2 separate regions of the Homo sapiens genome follow, and region 2 is linked to region 1. A link is a loop called in an ENCODE intact Hi-C map of the cell type or tissue named here. Cell type or tissue: IMR-90. All regions are shown on one strand. Links, peaks and the distances in the headings refer to the core of each region. The heading gives the core; the rest is flanking DNA.

Region 1 (11,250 bases), core at 2,030-10,029:
CGTGAACAGTGGAATACATTTAATCTAACCTTTTCTTGAGTGTAGGCCTTGCAAAAATTAAATAAAAAAAGACTTTGATAAATATATATGTAATATATATTATATATATATATAAATCCTACCTAATTATTATAGCTGTCCAGCAGTAGAACTGGCTGACACAGAAAACAATTTCCTATTAGGACAGAGCTTAACCGTCAAGAAAATAATTTCCTCTAAATTTAAGAAAGTTCTACCTAACAATCATAATTTTCAACAATAGAATTTGCTGACTCAGAAAGACCATGAGTTATATAGCTACCAAATATCCACAAAGACTTATGGATGTTTCTATGTACATGGGACAGTAAAATAGATTACAGAACTCTAAGATCTCCTTAATTTATTTTTTTAAATAATTTATTAATTTTTTTATTTTTTATTCTACTTTAATAAAATATCCTGGGATACATGTACAGAATGTGCAGGTTTGTTACATAGGTATACAAGTGCCATAGTGGTTTGCTGCACCCATCAACCTGTCATCTACATTAGGTATTTCTCCTAATGCTATCCCTCCTCTAACACCCCACTCCCTGACAGGCCCTGGTGTGTGATGTTCCCCTCCCTCTGTCCATGTGTTCTCATTTTTCAACTCCCACTTATGAGTGAGAACATGAGGTGTTTGGTTTTCTGTTCCTGTGTTAGTTTGCTGAGAATGATGGTTTCCAGCTTCATTCATGTCCCTGCAAAGGGCATGAACTCATAGGTTTTTATGGCTGCATAGTATTCAATGGTGTATATGTGCCACATTTTCTTTATCCAGCCTATCCTTGATGGGTGTTTGGGTTGGTTCCAAGTCTTTGCTATTGTGAATAGTGCTGCAATAAACATACATGTGCATGTGTCTTTATAGTAGAATGATTTTTAATCCTTTGGGTATATACCCAGTAATAGGATTGCTGGGTCAAATGGTATTTCTGGTTCTAGATCCCTGAGGAATCACCACACTGTCTTCCACAATGGTTGAACTAATTTACACTCCTACCAACAGTGTAAAAGCATTTTTGTTTCTCCACATCCTCTCTAGTATCTGTTGTTTCCTGACTTTTTAATGATTGCTTTTTTTTTTTTTTTTTGAGATGGAGTCTCCGTCGCCCAGGCTGGAATGCAATGGTGTGACCTCGGCTCACTGCAAGCTCTGCCTCCCGGGTTCACGCCATTCTCCTGCTTCAGCCTGAGTAGCTGGGACTACAGGCGTCCGCCACCATGCCCGGCTACTTTTTTGTATTTTTATAGAGACAGGGTTTCACTGTGTTAGCCAGGATGGTCTCAATCTCCTGACCTCGTAATCCTCCTGCCTCAGCCTCCCAAAGTGCTGAGATTACAGGTGTGAGCCACTGCACCCAGCCTAATGATCGACATTCTAACTGGCTGGCGTGAGATGGTATCTCATTGTGGTTTTGATTTGCCAAATAGGAACAGCTCTGGTCTGCAGCTCCCAGCGAGATCAACGCAGAAGGTGGGTGATTTCTGCATTTCCAACTGAGGTACCTGGCTCCTCTCATTGGGACTGGTTAGACAGTGGGTGCAGCCCACAGAGGGTGAGCCAAAGCAGGATGTGGCACTGCCTCACCCGGGAAGCTCAAGGGGTTGGTGAATTCCCTCCCCTAGCCAAGGGAAGCCATGGCTAGGTATCATGGGCATTCCGGCCCAGATACTACACTTTTTCCACAGTCTTCGCAACCCGCAGACCAGGAGATTTCCTCAGGTGCCTACACCACCACAGCCCTGGGTTTCAAGCACAGAACTGGGCAGCCATTTGGGCAGACCCTGAGCTAGCTGCAGGAGGTTTTTTTTTTTTCTTTTTTGTACCCCAGTGGTGCCTGGAATGCCAGGGAGACGGAACCGTTCACTCCCCTGAAAAGGGGGCTAAAGCCAGGGAGCCAAGTGGTCTAGCTCAGTGGATCCCACCCCCATGGAGCCCAGCAAACTAAGATCTACTGGCTTGAAATTCCCACTGGCAGCACAGCAGCCTGAAGTTGACCTGGGACACTCCATCTTGGTGGGGGAGAGGCGTCCACAATTACTGACGCTTGAGTAGGCGTTTTTCCCCTCACAGTGTAAACAAAGCCTCTGGAAAGTTCGGACTGGGCAGAGCCCACCACAGCTTGGCAAAGCCACTGTGGCCAGACTGCCTCTCTAGATTCCTCCTCTCTGGGCAGGGCATGTCTGAAAGAAAGGCAGCAGCCCCAGTCAGGGACTTACAGATAAAACTCTCATCTCCCTGGGACAGAGTACCCAGGGGAAGGGGTGGCTGTGGTCGCAGCTTCAGCAGACTTAAATGTTCCTGCCTGCTGGCTCTGAAGAGAGCAGCAGATCTCCCAGCACAGCGCTTGAGCTCTGCTAAGGGACAGACAGCCTCCCAAAGTGGGTGTCTGATGCCCGTGCCTCCTGACTAGGGAGACACCTCCCAGAAGGGATCGACAGACACCTCAGAAAGTAATAGCATCATCAACAAAAGGACGTCCACACAAAAACCCCATCCAAAGGTCACCAACATCAAAGACCAAAGGTAAATCAATCCACGAAGATGAGGAAAAACCAGTGCAAAAAGGCTGAAAATTCCAAAAAACAGAACACCTCTTCTCCCTCAAAGGATCACAACTCCTCACCAGCAAGGGAACAAAACTGGATGGAGAATAAGTTTGATGAACTGACAGAAATAGGCTTTTTTTAAATTTAAAGAGATATTATTTTTAATTGACATATAATTGTGTACATTTATGGGTCCTTGAATTTAATTTTCAATAATTCTATATTTTGTAGTTATTAAATATGTTTTAATATTACCTTTCTTTTTTAAATGTTGATATTATGTAAATTTTTCCATAAATATTAAACCTTGGGTAAAATCTATATCCATGAATAACTATAAACCCATTGAAACATTCTGCATTATCAACTAGTGAATTGCCCAATTATTATATACCTCTTGTATTCATCAGAATGATCTAAGAAGTGAGGCAGCAACCAACAGGCCCCAAGTCTCAGCAGGTTTAAAGAATCGTTTATTACTTTCTCTTACTTCACATTTATTACAGGTTGGCTGGATCAAAATTCCACATCTTCCTCATTCCTGGATCCCAGTTGGCAGAGTAGCCACTCTCTACAACATTGCTGATCATTCCAGCAGAGGGAGAAAAAATAGCAAACCACACACATTCTTTTTTTTTTTTTTTTTTTGAGACAGAGTCTCACACTGTCGACCAGGCTGGAGGGCAATGGCACAATCTCGACTCACTGCAACCTCTGTCTCCCAGGTTCAAGCAATTCTCCTGCCTCAGCCTCCCTAGTAGCTGGGATTATAGGCGCACACCACCACACCCAGCTAATTTTTTTGTACTTTTAGTAGAGACGGGGTTTCACTATTGTGGCCAGACTTGTCTCAAACTCCTGACCTCATGATCTGCCCACCTTGGCCTCCCAAAGTGCTGGGATTACAGGCGTGGGCCACCACGCCTGGCCGCAAGCCACACACATTCTTAAAGCTCCTACCAGTAGCATATATATCACATCTGCTCACATTTCACTGGTTACAAGTTTAATAATAAGGAAGTTTAACAATGGGTGGGAGAACCTCTTGATTACACCTCCCCTGTGATATAGTTTGTCTGTGTCCCCACCCAAATCTCATATTGAATTATAGCGCCCATAATCTTCACGTGTTGTGGGTGGGACCCAGTGAGAGGTAACTGAATCACTGGGGCAGGTTTTTCCCATGTTCTCATGATAGTGAATAAGTCTCATGAGACCTGATGGTTTTATAAAGGGCAGTTCCCCTGCACACACTCTCTTGCCTGCCATCATGTAGGACGTGCCTTTGCTCCTCCTTCACCTTCCACCATGATTGTGAGGCCTCCCCAGGCATGTGGACTATGCGTCTGTTAAACCTCTTTTTCTTGATGAATTACCCAATCTCGGGTATTTCTTCATAGCAGTATGAAAATGGACTAATACACCCTGTTTTGCAATTTTACTATCTGGCCCACTTCTGGGTAAGATAATAACTGTTTATAAAGATGCAGCTAGGAAGCACAGCTTTCTTGCAGTGATTTCTCTGTAGCTTTAAGAAACCCTGTGCAGCACACATATGACACCAGAGTGCAAACTGTAGCTAAGGTTGGAATGAAAGATACTAAAACTCTGAAATTGGGATAGATTAACTCATTTTCAGTCAGTGTTCTAATGAGAGTTCTTAGTTATTCATTTGTTGTTATTCAGTGATTAGAAATAAATGTTTCCTGATAAATCAGAGTCTATGCACTAATTTCATGCTAAAATATACAAATCTTGAAAAGATTGCCTTTGATCTGCCTAGGAAGAACATGAAGTTGAAGAAATAAACACACACACATACACAAATCTTCATTTATCGCTGTAGAAACTAGGAAAATAAATTTTCTTATGTTACAATGTGGTTTTTTTTTTCTGCAATGTATCTTCTATTACTTTGTTTCTCTCTCAGGAAACAGAAAATAAAATTAAAAATTCTTCTGAAGGATGTCTGTTTTTATTTCAAAATTCCATTTTTGTGGGCAACAGACTAAACGATATGACCAGGAGTAACACTATCCTGTTGTAACAGTGAAACATTCAATACACTGAGATATTTTCTATAAATGACCTTAAAAGAAAGGTGGCTGTTATACGTCAACTTTTGATGCTTTCAAAATCATTTTCTGCATGCTTCCAACATTTGCCTGTTTTTCTACCCATTTCCTCGCTCATGTTTTCTCCCTACTCCCTCCTGCTTCTCCAGAGAGGTGTTTCTTTCTTTTAATGATATATTATTTTTCAAAGAACTGCCTTCAAACATGTCCTGATAGACACTCATGAAGCCATGCCCATTGATAATGGGTCAGACAGTCTCTATATTTAGCAAACATGGATGGCGCACTCCCATGTGTCAGGAAGGAGTCAAGGTCTAGGGAATTCATGGGTGAACAAGCTGAAGTAAGTTCCAGCCCTCGAAGAAGTCCTAGACACCAGACTGAAAACCAAATAGATGATCAAAATAGAGCTCCTCATAAATATATGTAGCTTTGTCATCTGTATTATTTCATTTACCCCAAGTATTTAAACACAATTAGTCCCGAATGTGTTAACTAAACACCAGGGGTTCGGTCTGGGTCCTGCTGCTCGCCACACAGAAAGCCAATTACTGAGACAGCAGTTACTGCCGAGGAAGAAGGCTTCCATCTGGTGCCACAGCCAAGGAGATGGGAGGTCAGTCTCAAATCCAACTCTCTGACTAAAATTAGGGGTTTTATAGCAGGGAAGAAATGTAACTATGTGTGGGAAAACAGGAACAAGGGAGGAGTAAGGAGGCAATCATGATGAATAAGGGGCCTGATGTCTCATTGTCTGGATGTGATAATCTGGTGAGTTTCAGTTCTTCAATACCTTTTGAGGGGCCTGGTATCTCATTGTCTGGACCTGGTGAGTTTCAAGCTTTAAGACCAGAAGGGTCAATTTCTATGTTTATTAAAACAAAAAGAAAAACTCACAACCTGTCTGTGGGACTTGGGTCAATTTCAAATGGAGAAATATTTAGTATTGGTTTCCAAATGCCTATCAGAAGACTGACTTGCCAAAGATTCTCAGTGGAGGCTTATTCAAATATAGGTTCTTGGGACCTTTATCAGGAAATTCAAATCTGCAAGTTCGAAGTAAATCCTAGGGAATCTGTATTTTTCAAAGCTCCTCATGTGATTCTGATACATAACCAAGTTTTGGAACTCCTGTGTTAGAACAAATAGTGAGATAGCCTTTCCTTATATATAAACAAATATAAACACACACAAAGAAAAACATAGACAATGAGGAACATTTTAATGAAGTGAGTAAATGTATCAGTGTATTCCTATGAACCAAAATATCAGAGATAATATGTCTAGTGGTAAAAATAAAAATTAGTGAGTAATTTGTGGGTGTGGGGAAAATATTGTTTCTTAACATGAAATGGTAAAAATGGAACAGCATCCAACTTATTCAGTAGTAACGTGAATGACAGATTAGAAATATACAGCGGACCAGCTGAAATACTGACTACAATCAATTATCACTAAGGTAACATTTAATGGGTAAACAGTTTAAAGAAAACAAACGTTGGAAGCTGACTCAAAGTATATGAAATTAAATATATGTAATCAATAACTATACAAAATCCCAAAAATGGCAATTATTAAAGGGCAACTAATCTTGCCCAAGAATCGGAAGGCTCAACTAGTAAGGAAAATACCCTGAATAAAATGGACCAAAATAGATAAATAAGAAAAACAAGAAGTAATCAAATTTGAGAAAGAGGCATTTGGGAGAGCTAAAAAGATTATAAAATGAAGTTAAGGAAGTGATAAATAAATCAATATACATCAGCTCAGGCAAGGAAAGGGAGATTGTGCAAGAGTTTAAAGTACATGCTAAGGCAATTTGCAGGTACCAGAGCAACTGATGTGAAAATTTATTGAGCAAAAAAACGGAATGTATATCTCATACATAACCACATAGCTAAGTGCCCTGGCTTATTCCCAGAGCTGAATATGGGAATTCAACTACCAAAGTGGGGTTTGGAAGAGGATCATTTAAATTCTATTGTATGTCCAGATCCCAAGCCCTGGGAATAGAGCATCCAGCCACAAAGAAAGGAATTGCAAATATTATATACAAACCAGCTGATGGTGCAGAACTAGACTGTATCAGACAAAGAAGGGATACAATAAAATCCAGCAACACATAAACTACTAAGCTAGAAGAGTCCATACAGTTATAATAAATCTGTAAAAATGTGCAATTAGTACTTAGGTTGAATCAGTAGAGGTATTTGATATCAGATAAGGCTATTACATTTAAAAATGTGAAAAATGGGAGTGGGGGCAAAAATGTGAATATTAATTCATCAGCAATTAGAAACACAGAGTAAAAAAAAATACAATGCACAATTTAGCAAATTCAAAGTAGACAAGTAATTTAGGGTTTAGTGAAAAATCCAGTTGGAATTTTTGGCATAGTTCTTGAAGTAGAACATAATATTCTAGAACATATTAAATGTTCTTTAAGTATAAGAACACAGATGAACATTGCAAGCAAGTGTGAGAATTAAGTCTATCTCTGGAAAATTATGGACAGTTTGGGTCATCTCATTAGGGGATTGGTCACATTCCATTGCGTGACATCTGACACTAACTGTTTTTAAACACAGGGCTGCTTCTTCAATTATTAATTTCTACCTAAGGGCAAATGCCAAGAGAACTTACTTTAGTTTCTACCTCCTGCTGCCATTTCAACTGTCAAGAACAGCAGGAGTCAAAAATGAAAGGCACCACCTTAGAGAAAGGCTGTGGCACAGTGTCATTTTAAAAACTGACAGCTTTGTGCAGTCCCAAATCTTAAGGAAAAGGGATTGTCACTTGTGCCTCCTATTGCCATTTTGACAAAGGAAGACATTCTCCCACATCCAAAGGCAACAGTAATTTAAAAATGGCAAGTAGAAACATATTTGCAAGAAGCAAGTGGGAACTTCTTTACTGTAAGCTCATGTGGGAAAGGGAACAGCTGAAAGTCTATTCATTCATTGAAAAAACAACCACATTTTAATGTCTGCCTATTAATATAATAAAAAGAGGCTAACTTCCAATGAGAGAGGGTACACAATAAGCCAAGATGATAAAGCAATGCCAAAATTTTAGTTAATTTTTCTAAAAAATTAAGAGAAACCATATTAGCTTTGCATTAAAAAAAAAAGAAAAGATAACACTGAAGGATTTGAATGCTGAAATGAAGACAGTGGACAGATATTTCAAGATTTATCATTAAAATCCAGAATATACATTTTAAAAATTTATTTTCAAACATTGAGGTTCAGTGTTAAGAAAGGGCCAAAAGGATCCTGAAATCATTTCTTTCCTCAGAGTTCAGTTGCTATTAAAGAGGCAGAAAAGTAGAATAATGATAATGAGGCATAAATGTTGGTGCCATAAATGTTGTGGAATAAGTCTAACAATTGCAAGAAAAACCAGGATGTATATGCATCCTTTTTCCCTTCAGATAACTGTTGCCACAAGATATAAGCATTCCAAAGAAATACGAATTACCACAATTGCTAATGTAATTTATAATAAAAGATATATTGAGTTTTGTTCTGTCCTCTTCATATGAGAATGACTAGGACTTTCTATATGCAAATATCTTCAACAAAATCTTTTGGTACTATGAATGGTTGCATTGCTTTGTCATTCTACTGTGCAGATGGAATGTGGGATAGAGAGGGACAGGGCAGAAGGAGAGATGTTAATTTAAGCAAACATCTCCTTGTGCTATTTTTTCCACTAGCCAATGTAGACAAACCCATTTCAGAATAACACAACAGGAGTGCAGACACAGGCAAAAAAAAAAAAAAAATATATATATATATATATATATATATATGATATTCTATCTAGTAAAATGTAAGATAGGTCCAGTTTGACTGAACCAAGGAAGCCTGGTCACCCCTCCCAAATGTTCTATGGCTTGAGATTATCAGAGGAAGATCACAATTGGCAACTGTTAACAACAAATAAGGATACCTAAAGGAACAAGAGTCATTGTCTCTCACAACAAGTACTGTATATTCTATTGTGAGTCTGAGCTGTAATTGCAACAATATCATGGAGAGACCTGCAACAATTTATCTCCAGATCATCTTTAAGCAGGCAAATGATTTCTTTTACTGAGCCAGTGTGAGGGTCCGCTTTGAAAGGATGAGTTGGGCGGTTGCTCAGTAATTCAAGTAGCTGTTTGTGATGGTCAGAGTGGTGTATGGTGTTACCTGTGACAATTTACGGGGTACATTTCTTCATCCCTTCCCCAACCAGAGGAACCTCTAATCACCTTCATTTACAGCAGCCAGTAATTCATGATTTAAGGGTTATTTTTCTGTCACTGAATTAGGATACAGAGATCAGTTCTCATCTCATGGCCCTTGGATGCTCCACAATTACATCCTTCCAAGTTATGCCAGTGGAAAGAGAATGTTTTTTCCCTATAGGTCCAATTAAAGGTTAGGAATTAAAGTTCATACAGGATACAGGTTATGTTCTGCTCCTTTCCCATTTCCATGTCTATGCATAATCTAATTTCTGACTATTTCATATATGAAACAATAGCCACTCTTTTGATAGCAGCTGCCTTAAAAGTGTTGATCAAGCCACAATTAAGTGGTAAATTAACTTTCCTTTGTCAAGATCATTTGAACACAGGCTTGGAAATTTGAAGTTTGAAATATACAAACTGGCCAGGCGCCGTGGCTCATGCCTGTAATCCCAGCACTTTGGGAAGCCGGGGAGGAGGTTGGATTACAAGGTCAGGAGATCGAGACCATCCTGGCTAACATGGTGAAACCCCGTCTATACTAAATATACAAAAAATTAGCTGGGCGTAGTGGCGGGCGCCTGTAGTCCAAGCTACTCGGGAGGCTGAGGCAGGAGAATGGCGTGAACCTGGGAGGCGGAGCTTGCAGTGAGCTGAGATCACGCCACTGCACTCCAGCCTGGGCGACAGAGCGAGACTCCGTCTCAAAAAAAGAAAGAAAAAAAAAAGAAATATACAAACTACATAGAGAGTATTCATATAAATACATACTTCATATATACATTCTTTAGGAGAGAGAACTCAAAACCACAGGTCTTCCAAGAATCTACCATTACTAGTGATATAACTTTGAAAAAAACAAGTGAATAGCTCTCATCCTAATGTGAGGATAAGAAGCCAAACTCAGAGAATGGAAAAAGTAAGCAATATAAAGTACTTGACATTTAAGCACATGACGAATTAAATTAGTTACTTTAACTAATATGCCTTCACTTTAAATATAAGAAGAAATTTTCCTATTTCTAGGAATACTAAGAAAAGTAAGTTATACCTAAGGAGAGTAGATATTTTCATATGAGATATTGCTACAAAACCTCAATAGAAATGAAGGTTAATTAATTTTTGTTCAATTCATTTTTGTATCAAATGCCTGGCTGACTGGGTCAGGTATTATATTCCTGTTCACATTCATCTGAGACTGAAGTAGATCAGACTGCCGAAGACCTGACGCCCTCGTGCCTGCCCTGAGGCCCTAAGGCTTGGGCTGCCCTCATGCCTGCCCAGATATCAAATTTTGGCTCTTGCAAGAGTGAGGAGTGAATGAGGAACTCTGCCTGCGTCACGCCTGTCTCTGCTTCATTGTCCCCTCCTCCCTTATGACTTGCCTGTTTTGCAGACTGCCCCAGCTTGGCCTACAACTGCATGTAGTCTTTGGCTTTTGAGAAATTACATAGCCTTGACCTTCTACTGCTTTACACCTCTGACTTCTTGGTCCACCTTGGTTTCATATACTCTTTTCAGTCCAGCCCTCAGTTTAATTCTCAACTTCAAGCGCGGCTCTCTGTGTCCTGCTTTCTAGGTCAGCTGGCGCCCACGGATCAGTCTGACAGCTAGAGTATGCTCAGTGTAAGTTGACAATTTAACAATTGGGGGTGGGCATATTTGTGTCATGATTCCCAAAAGATTTAAATATAGATTACATGAGGAGTGTGATCAGGTTTTACAATGAGGGAGACTTGTGCAGTCGCTACTACATCATGCATTATATGCCTCCAATTTGACAAGCCACAATCAATTTTGTGTTCCCTGTTGGCAATTGGCTACACCCATTCTCTACTTTGGAGCTTCTAAAAGAAGGTTTTCATTACATACCTTTTTGCTCCCACTACAAATGCAGCAAATTACCCTTTACTTCTTGCAGCTCTTCTGTATAGAAAAATACGATATTGCTTTTTATGTTCTAATTTTCATATTTAGATTATCTAGAATGTGTGACAAATCAAAAGTTTCTCAGTGCTTCTAACCCCTCCAATTTCTGGAAATTGCATTGTTAATGTTCTTCAGGGAAAATTTAATTATTCGTTTTACTCCCCATTCTCTGTATTTCATGCCAGGCCATAAGCGTTGAACAAACACAAGGATCAAATAGGTAATCAGTGCTCCAGAATACATGGCAAAATTTTAAGGAGCCCCAGAGGCTAGATGATGTCAGTCTCAGACAATACATCCCGAGGATAAAACAAACCTATCCATCAAAAATTTTAGGCAAGCATAGTGTTCATATGCCAGATGGGCACCAAAACCAAAGACCCGATTAGAATCAGGAAAGATAGAATAAGTTCAAAAAATGTCAGGCGGCAG
Region 2 (9,322 bases), core at 1,323-9,322, 84 kb after region 1:
CCATCCCTTGCTTCGAGAGTCAAATGGACTTCCTAGCATTCAACCCCAGATTTACGCAGCAAGGCAAGACAAAGCAGAGGCAAAGAACACAGTCCCTGTAAGCAGCTCCGGATCAACAGGAACAAGGTCAAAGATGAGGCTGGCATGCCCGGTTTTGTCTTTCAAAATTTATCAATCAAAGAAGCCACTCAAAGCAAAGGAATAGAAAGACAGTGGTTCACTGAATACCCTCGACATGAAAGGAAATATAAGGAGTGTCTTCCTCTAACATTCCTCAGCTTTTCTTCTTATTCCAGATGACTTAAACATTAACGCTTGGTCAGTCAGGGATATGGCTCTCCTCTTTGGAGGAAGATATCATAATCAAGCAGGAGAGTCCTACTCCTACTTTCATGAAGCTACTCTCTCAATACCAGCAATCACTTCTGTGAGTATTTTCCTGAGTCCACTGTGAACAATATAGATTTCAGTCTCATAAGGCTCAGAAAGCTGCTAGAGTACTACATTCATTAAATCAACTCCAAGGTCACTCTGTACCCAAGGCCGAAAATGTATTCCTCATCCTAAACTATGTCCAGTCACATTGTTCAACATAACTAGGTAAAGTTCGGTGCTTCACTTACTCTACTCTACACCACATATCCAAGCCATCACCAAGCCCTGTAGGTTCTTCCTTCAAAACCACTTCTTGGCCAGGCGGTGGCTCACGCCTGTAATCCCAGCATTCTGGGAGGCCAGGGCGGGCGGATCACCTGTGGTCAGGAGTTCCAGTCCAGCCTGGCCAACATGGCGAAACCCTGTCTCTACTAAAACTATAAAAATTAGTCAGGCATGGTGGTGGGCGCCTGTAATCCCAGCTACTCAGTAGGCTGAGGCAGAAGAATCGCATGAACCAGGGAGGCAGAGGTTGCAGTGAGCCGAGATCGTGCCACTGTACTCCAGCCTGGGCTATAAGAGCAAAACTTCATCTCAAACAAAAACAACGACAACAAAAATAAAAAAACAACAAAACAAAAAAAATCCACTTCTCATCACCTCACCATGAGCATCGCACCTCAGCAATTCCATTATGCTGCTTCAATTTCCTCCATGAGTTCTAAACTCTTACTATGCATTTGTTTAGTAGCTTAGGTAAGTTCCATCAGAGTAGGAATTTTGTCTGTTTTATTCACTACTATATCCACAACACCTAAAAACATGCCTGATACATGGTAGGCAACCAATAAATACTTGTGAAAAGAAAAGGGAAAGGAGAGGAGAGCAGAGGAAGGGAGGGGAGGGGAGAGCAGGGGAGGGGAGGGGAGAGCAGGGGAGGGGAGGGGAGGGGAGAGTAGGGAAGGGGAGAGGAAAAAGTAAAAGAGAAGGGAGGAAGGAAGAGGCAGGGAGGGAAAAAGAAGTAAGGAAAAAAGGAAGGCAAATGAAAAGCAACAATTGTTAGGGTTTCTAAGGCTAAGTCACCCTTATATTGCAAGACACCCTCTTCAATTTGTGGTTGAACCTACCTTTGAAGCCTAGAATACAATGTTAGTGGTATATGAAAAGGGCTGTTATCATTTATTACAAACTCCTTATTTTCCAACTCCAGCCTGCACTTTGTCATTATCAGCAATACCAATAGATTTCCCATCAACCAACTAGACTCCCTCTACAGTAAGGGATAACCCTCACTTTTAGTGTTATAACTTAGGTGTTTTAAAATGATACTGAAGAAAGGCAAAAGACTGTGATTAACTAGGATTCAGCAATGTTAGGCTACTTGATTCAAATGGACCCCCATTCATGTTTCACAATCTTTTTTGTTCAGTTATTGCCCATCTTCATAAGACTTTCCATAATAAATCTTTTAAAATGCTTCACCAATTTCTAGTCACCAATTCGATTTCAAATCTGTTGTAATCTTGGCAGGTGATTTTTACTACTCTTAGAGAAGATCAAGATTAGCAGGCATTAATCCCCCATGTTCCTTTAATCTCTTATTCTGAAAAATAACCATCTTTTTCTCCCAGATGGAGAACTGTCATTTTCCTTTCTATCTCTCCTTGAGCACCACAGTCATAATTCTGATGTTGAATGAGGCTTCTTTGGTCCTTGAGATCTAAATAAGATAGGTTTAGACTCTGAATTTATTCTCTTCTGAAGTCCAAAGTCCTTTAAAACGTTTCTAGACATTTACATAGGTCTTAAATTTTCAAGCTCACCTAAGTATCTGAGCTTCTGTTTCTGCATGTGCTATTCCCATTATATACCATGTGGGGTTTGGGGGCTTTTTTGTTTGTTTTTTGAAACATAGTCTCGTTCTATTGCCTACACTGGAGTGCAGTGGCCTGATCTGAGCTCACGGCAACCTCTGACACATGGCAGCCAATAAATACTTTTGAAAAGAAAAGGGAGAGGAGAGGAGAGGAAAGGAGAGGCGGGGAGAGGAGGGGTGGGGAGGGGAGAGGCTGAAGCAATTCTCCTGCTTCAGCCTCCTGAGTAGCTGTGATTACTGGCATGCACCACCATACCCAGCTAATTTTTTGTATTTTTAGAAGACACGGGTTTCGCCATGTTGGCCATGCTGGTCTCGAACTCCTGGCCTCAAGTGATCTGCCTGGTCTGGCCTCACAAAGTGCTGGGATTACAGGCGTGAGCCACTGCTCCCGGCCCCACTGTATACTATGTTGATCCGGAAGCGAAATCCAGATCCTTCAAAATTTTTTGAAAAAAAGAAAGCAATATTGTTGAGTACTGGAGACTTCATTGAAAAGGCCAGGTGGCATCGTTCTGATGATGAGAATAAAGCAGTATTCTACTGGGAGTGTCTGAGAAGGCTTTTGCTTTCTGGATGAAAAGGGAAAGATGTGGCTGATACCAGGTCCTTGTCCTTTTCCCCAGCTTGAATGTGGATGTATGTCTGGAGCAACAGTAGCTGTCTTGTGAAAACAAAGCAGCAAGTAAGTTCTCACAGTTTAGAGCTACTGAACCAATGCCAGCAACTTTCTTATTAGGTGCAAAAAAGTAAAGCCTTGTCGCTTTAAATCACCATTAAGTTTTCTGTTATTTGCAACCGAAAGCACTTAAAGCTAATACAAAATTGCAGAGTTACCATGATCATAACTCTAAACCTATGAAATTCAAGGGGTTTAATGATTTATGAGTTGGGTGCGGTGGTACATACCTGTTAGTCGCAGCTGAGGCAGGAGGATCGCTTGAGTCCAGGAGTTCCAGGCTGCAGTGAGCTATCATTGTACCTTTGAATAGCCACTGCACCCAGCCTGGGAAACACAGCGAGACCTGGCATTAAAAAAAAACATTTTTAAGCTGTGCCTTTATTCTAAGGGCCATCCAGTAATAAGGGAACCTAAACTACTGAGTGTCCTCAGAGCTCTGGGTGCAATTAAAAGTTAGTGGTTTCACAGCTACCCAATTCTGTGGTTAGTAGAAAATTATAAAGATGATAGGAGGATCAAAAAGCCTCTTCCACAGAAGCTACATTAGCTGGGTGTGGTGGCCCATGCCTGGGATTCCAGCTGCTCAGGAGGGTGAGGTGGAAGGGTTGCTTGAACCCAAGAGGCAGAGGATGCACTGCCAATCCTCTCAATCTTGAGCCAAGATTGGACCACTGCATTCCAGCCTGGGCAACAGAGCAAGACACTGTCTCAAGCCCCTCTGATATGAGGGGCTTCCTCATATCAGAGTTCTTATGATACCATTCTCTCAAACCACCTGACTCCCTGAATTTGTCCTGAATTTGGAGAACTGCTTAATCTCTAAATCTGCCCTCTTGAGAAACCTTAGTGTTAGTAACAGACAGCGCTAACTCTGCTTTGTCAGAGTCCTGAATTCCTAATACTGACCTTCACTCATGATCTAGCGTGATGCTATTTTAATTGCTACTGACTATCATATAAACTCAACATAGTATCTGACAGATTAATTCTGAAAAAATTCTTCGTATACAAAGCCAAAAATTTTTACAGCAACAGAAATCAATGGTTAAGTAATTTCTGTGCATCATAAATAGATTTTATACATCCTTTAAAATTACATTGTATCTGCACATGGAATTTTTTTTCAGAGACAAGGTCTCACTGTGTTGCCCCAGGCTGGAGGGCCGTGGTGCAAACAGCTCATTCTAGTTTTGAAACACTGAGCTTGAGCAATCCTCCTGCCTCAGCCTTCCATTTAATAGCTGGGACTACAGGCAGCAGTTGCCACCACAAAGTTAACTTAAAAAAATTTTTTTTTAGAAACAGAGTCTAGCTGCATTGCTCAGGCTGGTCTCTAACTCCTGGCCTCAAGCAATCCTCATGCCTCAGCCTTCCCAGTAACTAGGATTACAGACATGCACCACCACACCCAGGTGCACATGGATGTTTACAGCAGCTTTATTCATAATTCCCAAAACTTGGAAGCAGCCAAGATGTCCTTCAGTAGGAGAATGAATAAACTGTGATACATCCAGACAATGGAATATTATTCAGCGCTTAAATAAAATGAGCTATCAAGCCATGAAAAGACATGGAGGAACCTTAAATGCGTATTACAAAGTGAAAGAAGCCAATCTAAAAAAGTCTCCATACTGCACAATTCCAACTAAATGACCTTCCAGAAAAGGCAAAAACCATGGAGACAGTAAAAAGGTCAGTTGGTTGCCATGAGTTAGAGGGGAGGGAGGGATGAATAGATGGAGTAGAGGATTCTTGCAATACTCTAATGGAATATATGCCAGTATACATTTGTCAAACCCACAGAATGTATAATACCAAGTGTGAACCTTAATATGAATTATGGATGTGGAATGATAATGATGTGTACAATTTGTTCATCAACTGTAACAAATGTGCCATGAGGTCACGAGATCAAGACCACCGCTAACGCAGTGAAACCCTGTCTCTACTAAAAATACAAAAAATTAGCTGGGCCTGGTGGTGGGTGCCTGTAGTCCCAGCTACTCGGGCGGCTGAGGCAGGAGGATGGCGTGAACCCAGGAGGCGGAGCTTGCAGTGAGCCGAGATGGCGCCACTGCACTCCAGCCTGGGCAACACAGCAAGATTCCGTCTCAAAAAAAAAAAAATATGAACTATGGATGTGGAATGATAATGATGTGTAGAATTTGTTCATCAAGTGTAACAAATGTGCCACTCTGGTGGGAAGGCTATCATGTGTGGGGGCAGGGGTATATTTTGTACTTTCTGCTCAATTTTGCTGTGAACCAAAAATTGTTCTTAAGAAATAAAGTCTTCAACTTAAATGTAAGACCTGAAACTATAAAAATTCTAGAATAAAATCATAAAATCTAGGAAAAACTCTTTTGGACATTGGTCTAGGCAAAGAACTTATCACTAGGTCCTCAAAAGGAAATGTGACAAAACCAAAAATAGACTAATGGGACTTCATTAAACCTAAAGGCTTCTGCACAGCAAAAGAAGTAATCAACAGAGTAAACACACAACCTTCAGAATGGGAGAAAATATTTGGAAACAATGCATCTGGCAAAGGACTAATATCCAGAATTTAGGAAGAAATCAAACAATACAATGACAAAAACAACAAATAACCCCATTAAAGAGTAGGCAAAGACATGAACACATATTTTTCAAAAGAAGACATACAAGTGGCAAACAACCATATGAAAAAAATGTTCAGCATCAGTAATCATCAGAAAAATGCAATTTAAAACCACAATGAGATACCATCTCATACCAGTCAGAATGGCTATTACTAAAAAAGCAAGAAACAGCAGATGTTGGCAAGGATGTGTAGAAAAAGAAACACTTATACACAGTTGGTGGGAATGTAAATTAGTATAATCTCTATGGAAAACAGCATGGAGATTTCTCAAAGAACTAAAAATAGATCTACCCTTCGATCCAGCAATCCCACTACTGGGTATCTAACCAAAGGGAAAGAAAGCATTTTATCAAAAAGACACCTGCACTCAAATGTTTATCACAACACTATTCACAATAGCAAAGTCATGGAATCAACCTAAATGTCCATCAGCAAACAACTGGATTAAAAATGTGATATATGTATATATACACACACACACCATGGAATACTACTCATCCATAAAAATGAATGAAATCATGTCGTTTGCAGCAATGTTAATGGAACCGAAGGCCATTATCCTTAGTGAAATAACTCAGAAACAGAAAGTAAAAAACTGGATGTTTTCATTCGTAAGTGGGAGCTAAACAATGAGTACACACAGACATTTAGAGTGGAATAACAGAAGACTCCAAAAGGTAGGAGGGAAGGAGGGGGTGAGGAATGAAATACTACCTTTTGGGTGCAATGTATCCTGTTTGGGTGATGGGTACACTAAAAGCCCAGACGTCACCGTTACTCAATATATACATATAACACAACTACACTTATACCCCGTATCTATAAAAATAAAAAATTAAATAAAATTTTTTTAAATCTTCAGAGAACATGTTATAGAGGTCCTTAGCGGTTTTCTGGGGTACTGACAATATTCTGTTTGTTTATATAAGTGGTGATTACATAGCTGTTCATTTTCTACAAAATTATTTAATCTATTTATTTACATTTTATGTCCTTTACTGTATTTACATTGCACAATGAAGGTTTTTAAAAAGCATAAATTTTAATGATATGCAGAGGTCAAAGAGATATTAAATAAAAAAGCAGGTTCTACAACAGTGTGTATAATACCAAGATTTTTCACCAAACAGATACATATCAAAATGTTAAGAGGCTGGTGATTTTCAACAAGAGCTAGAGTATTTCAGAGATATTTGAAGGACACAAAAGTGTTTCTAAAAAATGAAAAAAATAAGCTATGTTATGTGAAAATCTTTCCTTTCATATTTTTATATGAATGATTGAGAATTAACAGACTATTTGTGTAGCTACACACAGGATACATGTGTTCATTATTTGGATAGTTTTCTAATACTCATTGTCATGATCGACAAGTAGATATCATTTTAAATGCATAATGTACTTCCTGTAAGTCACTGTTAGTTTAGAAGTTTGCTTTTATTGTTGAATTTCTTTATTGAAATCATCTGTCACACTACCTTAACAATGTCAAAGTCATTTTTTAAGTGGTAGGAAGACATCCTGACATCTACTCTGTTGCCCTAAGGCTTTACTATTGTAATGGATCACATTTATGATGACATCATAATGTTATAAACAACTGTCACAAAAAGCAAGATCCACCATGTTTAATAGTCTACTATGTCCTTGTTATGAAAACTATATCACAGCAGTGGCCCAGTATTACAATTACACATTGAAAATATGTTGTACATAATTTATTTTGATAAGAAATAACTTAATAGGCCCACATTCTACTGCACAATCTTGGTCTTTATAAGTCACTAAGATGACTTTTAAAGGTTAAAAAGTCAAAAAAGTTTGTGATTAGAATCTGCTATTGATTTGACAAATGGTTTTGGGGGCATGACCCAGAAAAATTATTTCAGAAGAGAAGAATGCTCTCTTTTCTCATTTAGAGAATAAGAGGATGACACTTATTTCTGTATAATGACTCTAATTACATCCAGAATGTACAATCAGGTAGTAACATCAAATGTTCCCAGATTAATGTAGACATTGATTTAAATTAGAAACACAGTACCACAATGCTCTAACATCAGCAAAAATCATTACTTACAGTTTATGAAACTGACAGGAGCAAATGCCAATCAAGTAAATAGCCTATATTTAGATAACCTAGGTAATAGTTCAGTGGGGAGTTTTGAAAAAGAAATTATCATTTCAATGCCAAGTCAGGCTTACAGCTTTGAACAAGTAGCAAAACATGGACATGTTTCTCAAATGGATTTCACAGCATCAGTGCAAAAGCCGGAGGGGATGGCTTAGTTTTTTAAGCCTCAGAATTGAAATACCTAGACTCCCTGCAACTACAGCATTAAATCCTCTGTGGAACCACAGCTTCAAATGCTATCAGGAGGGACTCAACTCTTCATCCTTCTGAGACTGATAAATTGAAAGCCATGAAGTTTAGAGGAAATAAGAGAGCCTGCAGCGGTCTGAAACTCCTCCACCCACCTCCAACACACACACATACACAAACACAAACACACAAAGGCTCTATTTGCAACATCACTTAAGATTCCATTTGAGGCTTTCCCCTTGTTAAGACTTAAGGGTGTTGTTTTTAAGACATCCAGAAATCTCACAGTCCTGCCATGCACCATCTTTATAAGCATTCAAACCAAATTTCAGGCAGCTCCAAGTAAACTAAAAACATTATTTTTAATTCTCATTTAATATATTCAAGGAAATTCTAAGTGATTACTTTCAAATGCATTATAGGTATTGGGCCAACTCTTTATTCTTCCTGTGGAAATTTCTGTGTCTCAAATTGATCAAATTGATTTCTTTTTACTGCCTTGTATGTTTCTGGACTGCCTCCTTGACATCAATTATAGGTACTTGGGAATGGCAAATTAGAATAAGAGAATTTTATTTAATTTGCCTGGTATTACACCATTCTCCCACATCTCCTACCTCATTCACAAAGCTTTGTAAAATAAGAAAGAATACTATTATTATCTCCATTTTATAGATGAGAAAAGCATGGCTTAGGAAGCTTACATGAGTTAACCACAGCTGATACACAGTCACCTTTTTTTAATTTTTTTTTTAATAGAGACAGGAATCTCGCTATGTTGCCCAGGCTGGTCTCAAACTCTTGGGCTCAAGCCATCCACCCACCTCAGCCTCCCAAAGTGCCAGGATTATGGACATGAGCCACTAGGCCTGGCCACACCCTAAGTTTTAAAATCTAAGTCTGGAAAATCCTCCTGAAGTATTGCTAGTTATAAGTAAGCTCTACTTAGGAACAGAAACATTTTGCCAAACAAAATTGTGTAATGCATTCTAAATTTAAATAAAAATACTTTTACAAATAGTTCCTTTGATTTATCAGTAACACTAAATATCTCTGCCCTGTGTATAATGATTTAAAAGAATGAAAAATTGGAGAGGATGCTGGAAAAACTGAGGATCATTTATTTTACGGTCTACTACTGAAACAGGAAAAGTTCCCTTGTCGCCCTTGCAGGGCGTGTGATGGGGGTGTGGCTCGCTTCTTCAGTGTCCTGCTGCTCAAACCTCTATAGGGGCATACAGACGGGCAGATTGTGAGGCTCTGACCCCACAGCAGTGTCTAGGTGTGAATGTTTACAGCTGAAGCCCCAGTGGGCATGTGTTACAGGGTGCTCTTTTAGTTTAACCGTCTGTAGGCGGCTTGTGTTAGCTCAATTAGACCCCTGCCTTATCGCAAAGACAGAGGGCTTTCTGTATCCCGGGTTCTTACCTTGGTGTACGGGAA

The links. Hi-C counts contacts between places; a loop is a spot of excess contacts. Peaks named below come from ENCODE experiments on the same cell type or tissue, not always from the same donor. Only the 100,000 strongest peaks of a DNase experiment are listed, where the experiment ranks them.
Region 2: a loop joins it to region 1, with 3 times the contacts of the local background. A loop is called at or near these places in 5 of 110 quality-filtered maps.

What each region holds. Positions count from the first base shown.
Region 1 is chr4:177,527,759-177,539,008 of GRCh38, reverse strand. All of the region lies in intron 1 of AGA-DT (AGA divergent transcript), which reads right to left. Among named protein-coding and RNA genes, the nearest start is that of AGA-DT, 88 kb to the right of the region's middle. In IMR-90, for the core only: no CTCF peak of the experiment used is centred there; no DNase peak of the experiment used is centred there.
Region 2 is chr4:177,445,429-177,454,750 of GRCh38, reverse strand. AGA-DT (AGA divergent transcript) reads right to left here. Exons shown (of 4, transcript NR_183779.1): 1 at 9,308-9,322. Among named protein-coding and RNA genes, the nearest start is that of AGA-DT, 5.1 kb to the right of the region's middle. In IMR-90, for the core only: no CTCF peak of the experiment used is centred there; a DNase peak (open chromatin) is centred at 5,710; H3K27ac peaks cover 143 bases.